3 separate regions of the Homo sapiens genome follow, and regions 2 and 3 are each linked to region 1. The links are chromatin contacts, found by Hi-C or POLR2A ChIA-PET in ENCODE. All regions are on one chromosome and are shown on one strand. The core of a region is the stretch at or near the end of the contact, and the rest is flanking DNA. Distances in the headings are between cores, read along the strand shown. Region 1 holds the start of LSM14A (LSM14A mRNA processing body assembly factor). Region 2 holds the start of ZNF181 (zinc finger protein 181). Region 3 holds the start of PEPD (peptidase D).

What was found. A loop is a pair of places that touch in the nucleus more often than their neighbours do. ChIA-PET counts read pairs that join two places held with the same protein, here RNA polymerase II (POLR2A). Pooled maps may share reads with other maps.
Region 2: a loop to region 1 is called in a pooled map, with 22 times the contacts of the local background. The contact joins the promoter of ZNF181 here to the promoter of LSM14A in region 1. A Hi-C loop is called at or near these places in 3 of 37 single-sample maps with no recorded cell type and 16 of 50 pooled maps. POLR2A ChIA-PET finds 5 or more read pairs at or near these places in 1 of 52 experiments (activated CD4-positive, alpha-beta T cell).
Region 3: a map of ascending aorta shows a loop between it and region 1 (11-fold over the local background). The contact joins the promoter of PEPD here to the promoter of LSM14A in region 1. A Hi-C loop is called at or near these places in 2 of 168 maps with a recorded cell type or tissue (aorta and ascending aorta), 2 of 37 single-sample maps with no recorded cell type and 13 of 50 pooled maps. POLR2A ChIA-PET finds 5 or more read pairs at or near these places in 1 of 52 experiments (B cell).

The regions. Positions count from the first base shown.
Region 1 is chr19:34,170,859-34,173,845 of GRCh38, forward strand. LSM14A (LSM14A mRNA processing body assembly factor) reads left to right here and starts at 1,646. Exons shown (of 10, transcript NM_015578.4): 1 at 1,646-1,905. The coding sequence starts at 1,785.
Region 2 is chr19:34,732,795-34,735,494 of GRCh38, forward strand. ZNF181 (zinc finger protein 181) reads left to right here and starts at 1,449. Exons shown (of 4, transcript NM_001029997.4): 1 at 1,449-2,252. The coding sequence starts at 2,244. RefSeq lists enhancers at 297-356, 574-1,091, 812-1,201 and silencers at 1,482-1,531, 1,632-1,691.
Region 3 is chr19:33,520,190-33,523,285 of GRCh38, forward strand. It overlaps PEPD (peptidase D), which reads right to left and starts at 1,602. Exons shown (of 15, transcript NM_000285.4): 1 at 1,555-1,602. The coding sequence starts at 1,571. It overlaps LOC105372370 (a long non-coding RNA gene), which reads left to right and starts at 1,745. Exons shown (of 3, transcript XR_935918.3): 1 at 1,745-1,825. RefSeq lists enhancers at 903-1,866, 1,867-2,829 and a silencer at 1,612-1,811.

The sequences.
Region 1 (2,987 bases), core at 396-2,895:
ATCTCAAAATGTTTACATTCTAGTGAAGGAGACAGATACATACAAATAATTAAACAGACATACTTGAGAGAGATACATGCTATAAAGAAAATACAAGCTGAGTTAAGGAGATGAGTGGTATTATTTTAAACAAGGCTGTCAGGGACGTCATCTCTGGAGGTGATGCTTGAGCAGAGACTGGAATAAAGTGCTCAAGTACTGGTTGAATTAGACGCGACTGGAACAGAACGAGAAGCTAAATCATGTATATCCTTAGACACCAAAGTCTGGTTTTCTCTCTGTGTAACATGGGATCAGTAGAGTGAGTAGAGGAAGGACATGATCTGAGTTAGATTTTTTTTTTTTTTTTTGAGACGGAGTCTCGCTCTGTCGCCCAGGCTGGAGTGCAGTGGCACAATCTCGGCTCACCACAACCTCCGCCTCCTGGGTTCAAGCAATTCTCCTGCCTCAGCCTCCCAAGTAGCTGAGACTATAGGCGCGCGCCACCACGCCTGGCTAATTTTTTTATATTTTTAGTAGAGACGGGGTTTCACCATGTTGGCCAGGCTGGTCTCGAACTCCTGACCGGTGATGCGCCCGCCTCGGGCCCCCAAAGTACTGGGAGTACAGGCGTGAGCCACTGCGCCCAGCCCTGAGTTAGATTTTAAGAAGATCTCTCTGGCTGCTGTATTGAGAATAAAGTACTGGGGGCAAGAGTTGACACAGAGGCAACTTTTAGAAGGCTACTGCAATAATTCAGCCCGAGTAATCGTGGCTTGTGGGAGAAGTGTAGGAATGGAGATGAGAAGTCAGATTTAGGATATATTGTGTATACATAACGGAGAGGTGTAGTCAGAACAGATGTGGAAGCAAGACAGGGCAAGGCTGACTCACGGCTTTTAGTCTGAGCAGCTGAGTAAAAATGGTACCGTTTACATCAAATAGGGAACGGTGGTGAAGGAGCAGGTTAGAGGGGAAACAGGGAGCATGGCTTTGGACCCTTAACGTTTGAGATTCGACAGAAACCCTGGTTCACGGAATTGATCCAAGCTACATACTGATAATTGGGATTAGTGAGTTACAATGGCGTTGCAAGCCATGAAACTGGTTCAGACCGGCTGAATGAGCGGGACAGGAAGGGGCTGAAACACTTGAGTCCTTGTGAGAGCCCCAGCTCCAGGGGCAGCCTCGGGGGAAGCTCCCCGGGCGATGACTGCGGTAATGGAGCCGTAGGAGCTCCACGAGGTGCAGGTTCAGCGTCTTAGAAGGATGAGCAGCGGCTCGCCACAGCTCGGAGGCGGGTGGGCAGCGCTCCAGGCCGAGGGCCCCGCGTCGGCAAAGACACAGGACCCACGACAAGGCGGCCACGGCCTGAGTCAAAAGGAAGGCCGCGCGCCTCCTCTCCAGCCCGCAGCAAGCGGGTGCCACGAGGCACTCAGCCGGTCCCCGAAGTTCCTCTCACGCGGCCCCAAGACCACCACCGTAGTCCAGGCCAACAAGCGCTGCCGGGACTCCCGAGGCCACGAATGAGCCGGGAGCCACCAGTAGCCGGCCAAGTCTCGCGAGAGCGCGGCCTCGCCCTCCCAGCATGCCCCGCGCCGCCGCCGCTGCCGCCGCCGCCGCCGCCGCCGCGCCGCGGCTTGAGGGCGGGAGGCTGGGGGAGGGTAGCGGAGCCGGCGCCGCCGCCATGTTGGGTCTGAAGCGGCTGCTGTAGGCGCCGACGGAGCGAGCGGGCGTGCGGAGCGGGCGACAGTGGCGTGGGATCTGCCTCTCTGCGAGCAGCTGGGAGCGGCGGCGGCGGCGCCATGAGCGGGGGCACCCCTTACATCGGCAGCAAGATCAGCCTCATCTCCAAGGCGGAGATCCGCTACGAGGGCATCCTCTACACCATCGACACCGAAAACTCCACCGTAGCCCTTGCCAAAGGTACGCGGGACCGGGCCTCAGGGTGGGGGCCGAGCCGGGCGCCGCTCGGGGCTGCTCCCCGCTCCGGCCCGCGGCCTCCTCGTTCCCTCCCCTCCCTCCGTCGAGCTCCGGGAGGCCTCTCGCCTCCCTTCTCCGGGCCCCGGCGTCGCGGGCCGGACCGCGGCCTCCCCGCGGCTCCCTGGTTTCCGCCCCCCGGAATGTCCGCGCCTGAAGCCCGGGGAACTACGGGACTGAGTGCGCGGCGGGCGGCCCTGAAGTCCGAGAACGGGCCGGAGAACACGGAGAAACGCGTCTTCCAACTCCGAAATTCGGGGCTTCTGCCGTCTTAGCACAAAACAAAGCCGGAGTATTCAAAGAATTTTTCCGCCCAGCTTGAGTTCATCGCGGATGCGTTGACTACACAGCACCCATTTTCTCACTTTGTTCATTTCAATTCGTGGCGATCTTCCTCTGGTGAACTCTTGAGTAATGTGCTAAAACTTTGGGTTTGCTCTGCGACGCAGACATTCTCGAAATGCCATCGATGCCGTGGAGCAGATCCCATCTCCCTCGGCTCATCCTCTGTTGGTATTTACCTGTTAAACCGGAATCCTCAAAGCCTGTTGTGCAACCACCTCATTAGGGCGCGTGGTAAAAATGCTTGCTGCTGCCCCGACGCCCCTGTTTCTGGAAACGGGTTCAAGCTTGATCCAGGATCCTTCTTGACCAGGCAAGCTTGACCTTTGATCCAGGCTCAGTGGGCGTTGACTGATCCCTCTGGAGGCTCTCTGGGAAAGGGAATTCGGCCGAGAAGGAAGGTGCCCCTACCCACAGTGTTAATATTTGGCATCCCTAGAGTCTGTGTGGGTTTTGTTTCCGTTCACACGTGCAGGGCCTTTGCTCCGCCAGGAAACCAGAAAGAAAATAAACTTTAGCTCCTGAATCTTAAAGGAAATCTCACAACAGTGTAAAATACTTTGAGGGAAGCTAGATAACCTAGGTGATTTTCCCAGCACTTCTGGTAGAGGTGGGAACTGCATAGCATGGTTAGGGACCCTGTGGATAGGTTAGGTCCAAGGATAAAGAAGAAGATTTTCGAAATC
Region 2 (2,700 bases), core at 199-2,698, 560 kb after region 1:
AGCACAGGCAGGTGAATGAGTGACAGCTACACAAACCCCACCACTGAGCACGTCCCTCCCAGGGCAAAGCAGATCAGATCACAGGCCCAGCCCTGGGAGGCCCAGAGGAGCCTCAGGTCCTCAGGAAGGCTCCTGGCCCTCTTCGCCCTAGGAGGACCCCCCCCCCGCCCCAAGCCGGCTCCACCTGTAGCTGTGGGCGTGGGAGGGAGACAGAGCGCTCTGGCGGCCAGAGAAGGAAGGAAGATGGAGGGAGGGCGGACTTCTGCTCCCTGACGCTGCTGCTAGGCCCCCTGCGGCCCTCCTGGAGCCCACACCTTTCAGCTGCAGTCTCCCAGCCTTCGTCCCCAGGACGAAGCCCACTAAGCCAGTGCTTTTCCACTGCAGCTGGCTGTTCCGCTTGGGGAGGGTTCCCAGATTGTGCAAAGTGAGGAAGGGTCCCCTGTCCCTGCCCCGCAGGGCCCCCACTCCAGGCCTCCCCCATCTCTCCCTGTCTCTCTCAGAGGTAGAGGCAGCATTAAATTAAAATTTAATTAAAATATTAAAAATAAAGTAAAAAATTCAAATATACAACAGTAGACTGTCTGGCTTGCATACAAAGAAGGCCATTGCCCCTTTGGGTGAGCCGGGCAAGGTCAGGGTCTAAGAAGCGCCTCTGGTGAGAAGCGGTTGTCAGGCTCTGATGGCTGCGGGAGGAGTGACTCCTCCCAGGATGAGGGTCTGTGTCCTCTCAGTGCTCACTCAAGTTCCGTATTTCCAAGTCCTTCCAGGGGGCGTAACGCACGTGAGAACTGCCATTTCTGTCACAGATACGTGGCCGCATGCATTTCCAGGAAATGTCCTTGGTTCGCGAACTACAGCTGGCACAATCCAGCCCAGGGCGTTCTGTGAGCTGTAGTCTCCAGCAAGTGAATTCCAAAAAAACCTCAAAGACCTCAAAGACCATACAGGGTGGACAGCGTAGTAGCAGGGTTTGGGAAGAGAGGAGCTCTTTTGCTAGCAAAGGCGAGAGCTCGCCTGGTACAAGGTCTGCCCACGTCCCGGGAGATAAACATTAGTGTGAGCGCACGCTAGACCCAGAAGAGTTTGCCACGGCCGCACGGTTTTCTGGGAAGTGTAGTTTCTTGGTCCCGGCGCCATTGTCCTTAAAAGTAGAGGGTGGCCCTTGGTTCCGAGGTGTATCTTTCACCTCATCAGTATGACTATATGCCCCAGGACACTTCCCGCATGGTCCTAACTGCCGGGCTCTGGGACGACAGCCCCAGGCGGTTTAGTTTTTTAGGAAACCGAGATCTGTTTGCCCGCGGCGCCCCAGGTCCGCGCGGCCGCAGAGACTCCTGGGAAGTGTGGTCTTCCGGTACCTGCGGTTCGTTGCGCCTGGAATTTTGTCCCCTGCGCGGATGATTCTGGGAAATGTCGATCGGCTGTGGGCGGCGCACTGGGTCCGCCCCGCTGTAGCCTCAGGCCTGACGGCGACTCCCAGGCTCCGGGACGATTCTGGGCAGTGTCGTCCCCAGAGGTCGGCGGCCGTTGCCCGCTCACCAGCGACGCGGGGCGCCTGCGGGGACGGTGAGGCCCTGCTGAGGACTCCGGCCAGTATGAGTCCCGGGGGCGGCGGCGGGGCTCAGGCCCTGGGTCTGCCCCGCGGTGTGACCCCGGCCGGTGCCTTGGTTTTCCTGGCCTTCATGTCCTCCTATGTAAACGCGGGGTGATGACGGCGCCGACCTCTTGGCGCTGTTGTGAGAGTGAAGTGGGCGCGTGGTTAGACGCCAGCCACAGTTGTCTTTGGGTTATGTCGTCATGAAGCCGGCGCTCTACAGTTGTGTAACCTTGAACAAATGGGTTCAGTATCTTGGAATTTCAGTTTTGTCATCGTTTAAAAAATAGATCTGGAAAAATGTGAACGCACACCGTGCATAGTGGTGAAGACTGAACGAGCTGATAAAGTTTTTACCATTGTTTTATGAGGATTTTATTTACAGAGTAATTGATTTTCCTCGCAGGTGGCACCTGGTAAATGGTTAGCCCTTGCGGAGAAACACCCTGTTAGTTCCCAGGGAGAGATTGGCGCCCTGGAGAGTGATTACCAGTGTGCCTTTCCATTATGGTGTGTCACAGGTGCCGCAAGATAAGCCTGATTTTTCATGACTGCTTTTTCCTGCCCTTCTGTGCCCTCAGGACACTGCCCATCTCTAAGATAAGAGCCTGGAAAGAGGACTCTGTTGGCTGTTGGAAATTGCAGAGTAATGCCTCAGGTAGGTCGGTGTGTCCGCAAATCTTCCTGAAACACTTTATCAGGACTGTGTGTTTGCTTTGCTTCTCCTGCCTGTTCCCACCTAACCAAGTCCATTTAAGGGACTGGATCCATGGTTCCTTTCAGTATAGGAAGGACGGAGCCCACAGGAGAGCTCCAAGGTATTATCCTCCTCACCCAGTGTTCCTCTTTTCTACAGTTTTCTGCTAGAAGACTTTCTAGTCTTGCCAACATTTTAAAACTGTAATTCACAATGCAACTTTGGAATGTAAGGTTATTCGGTTTATGGTTGTCAAAACTGTACCATGTGGTCTCAAGTGAAGAGATGCTTGCAGTCATCCTTGATTCTTCCCTTTGACTTATACCTATATTCAGATCCTCTAGTTGGAGCTAAGCTATACACTGTATACAGAATCTGACCATTAGTTACCCCAGCACTACCACCACCA
Region 3 (3,096 bases), core at 352-2,851, 650 kb before region 1:
AATCCTGAACCCAAATGCAACCCCTGGCACTCCCTGTGAGCACCGAGCCAGCCTAACCAGAGAGACAGCACACCCACAGCTGGGCACCAGCCTGCTCAGTCTACCCTTTAAAAGGGTCACAGGCTGGATTCAAGGATCTGACCCTGAGTTCCTTGACACCCATCTGAGACTTTGTCTGCACTGTTCTCTACCTGAAGGGAGTCTCATTGCTGAAGGACTAGCACAAAAGTCACCCAGGAAGTGAAGCCTTCCCACACTTTATCTGAGCTCAGAGTCCATGCCCCTCCTTTGCAAATGGCAAGACCACACGGCAAGCAGATGGATGACAGAGTCCCATGTGTCCATCTGTTCCAGTGGCCTGTGAGTACCTTAAGGGAAGACCCACTGCTATTCCTGGAATATAGCAGGTGCCCACAAAATATTTGATTTGTATGCTCTAAGCTCCCTCAACCTTGGGGGCCAACTTAGAACCCACTTTCTGTTGCCATTTTCCCTGTATCTTAAAAAGAGAGATGCATTCAGTCCACTAGATCCCCCATTCTGACCTCAGTTTCCAACCTGGCATCTGGAATACTGCTCCCTCCTACACCATGCCCCCTCTACCCCACTGTACCACCAGACCCACACCTTCTCCCATTGAACTCACACATAGCTCAGGGGAGCCTAATCTTTAAAAAACAGATCAAGCAGCTTGTAACAAAACCCTTCCAGCCCATCAGGGCAAAGTCTGAAGCCGCCACCTGGAACACCACACCTTCCAACCAGCCCCAGGCATGCACCCCTGTCCCCAGAACACTCTGAACTCTCAACCTTTGTCCCTTACCCTGGGCTCAGATGCTCCCTATCTGGGAGATTCCGCCCAACGCTCTGGTGAACCCATCTGTCCACCCTTCCTCCCACTACGACCACTCAGCTTTCTTTCATTTAGCCCAGTATGGAGCACCTACTGTGTGCAAGGCACCGGGCTACTGAGAAGCAGGTAACATACCTGCCCTTGCACTCTAAATGCAGAGAAGATAAAGAACAAGTACAAACAATGCTCTATATAGTTTATCAGGTGATGATGAGGGCACAAAAAGTGGGATAGATGGTTAGAGAAGGATTCCCTGAGGGGGTGACATTTGGCCCCTGAAAGAAATGGGGAAGTGCCCTGCTGGGAAAAGGGAATTCCAAGTCCGTCTCGAATACCGCCTCCTCCGGGAAGCGCCCGGGTCCCTGGGGTCCTCGCAACGCCGCCCTCCTACCCGGGGGTCTTGGCAGCGAACATGCGTGTCGACCCCAGCCCCCACCGCAGCCGCACACGGTGGGGCCGCCAGACGCGGGCAGGTGGGGCCGGAGCCAGCCAGGAGGGTGGAGAGGAGCTGCGGCCCCCGCGCTGACCCTGACTCGGAGCGTGCAGCTCGCCGACCGGCGCTGGGACTCCGGGCCAACGGGAAGAGGCGCCTACCCGCGGCATTCAGCGACCCCGGCTGACGCTCTCACCCGCGGTCCGGCCGGGACACCCATGCCCCTCTCCACGCCAGCGGGAAAGAGCGAGGGAGGCGCAGCACTCACCCGGTGGCCGCCGCCATGTTCGCCCGGCACCGGCGTCACGTGAAGTGCGGCGTCAGCTGAGCCCCTCCGGGTGCCAATGCATGGGGCGGGGTAAGGGCGGGGCAGGGGGCGGGGCATGGAGTCCTTGACCCACCTCCTCCAGAGCCAAATTCCACGGGACGGGAAGGGGCGGTACCTGGGGAAGGGCGGAGCCCCGATGGGGCGGGGCTCCCGGAGATTGGGGGCCCAAGAGCTCGGCCAGGATAAATGAGCGGGCTGCCGGCTGCAGACAGTAGGTCGGGTTAGCGGGCAGCATCTGCAGCCTTTTCGTGGTGGGAGGGAGGTCCTGAAGCAGAGGACATCTTGATTCTGGTTCAGTCCCCGATCTGGCGTACCAGCCCACCCGGGAGAAGAACACATAGGAATAAAGAAACCACGTGGGAGGAGAGGAGGGAGACTGACCCAGGCTAGGGTCGGGGCAGAGGTGGCGATTTTTGTTTAAGAAGGGAAAGGGCTTGAGCAAAGGCCGTGGGGCAACTGGAGGACTCTAAATGTGCAGCGTCCAGGAGAATGTGCGCGAGAGAGGGGCAGCCTAAGGGAAGCAAGGGCCAGACCCTGCGGGGCCTCCACTGTGGGGCCTATGAGTTAAGTCTGGTAGGATCTTTTCTAGGTTTCCTGGGCTGCAGAATGGAGAAGCTGGAGGAAGGGAAGCCAGGGAGGAGGGCAGGCGAGAAGTGGGCACAGCCGAGAAGGGTTTAGGAGGGAGAGTCTGCCAGAAGGCTTACTCCTCTGCCCCACTGGGCACTGGTACTGGGTGCAGAGTCCTGCAGAGAAGGTGTAGGGACCCTGCAGCAGACGCTGCCCTCCCTACTGCCAACAGAGTCAGGGCATTACAAGCACGGCCCAAATGCGTTGCACATGTGAGCTCATAGAAACCTCACCACAGCCCTATGAGGTCGAGACTATCTTTAAGTCTATTATACAGATGAGGAAACTGAGGCCAGAGAGTGCTCACACAGAGGCTGAGCTCATGAAGCCATACCCTGAGGAGTGACCTCACTGCCCCTGTGAAGGAAGGGGGCCCCACACTGTTGGGGGAGGGCGTCCCTGGCGCCAAGGGTGTACAGATGTGTGTGGTGTACAGATGTGTGTGGACAGGTGGATGGGTGGCCCAGGATAGGCGTGTGGGGCTCCTGACCCCACCCTGCAGCTGTCCCACAGCTGGAAGTGGCTTCTGATCAAAGGTTGTGGGTTGGGGGATGCTTCTTGTTTCTTTATCGAAACAAGGATGTGGGTCACCATGGCCAGGCTGGTGGGAGCCAGGGGCTATGACTGGAGAAGCAGCTTCTGTTTGTCCCCATGAAGCAGGGAGGAGAATAGGCCCCTTAAATAGGAGCAAGGGAGCCAGCCATAAGCAGGGTAGTGAAGGGCACGTGGCACAGTTACCTGGAAGCCCAGTACCATCCCTGCTGTCCTCATCTGTCAGGAGAGAGCTAATGGGGCCACCTCACAGGGCTGCTAGAGGGTTTTACACTCAAACCTGCAGGCACAGCCAGAGACCAA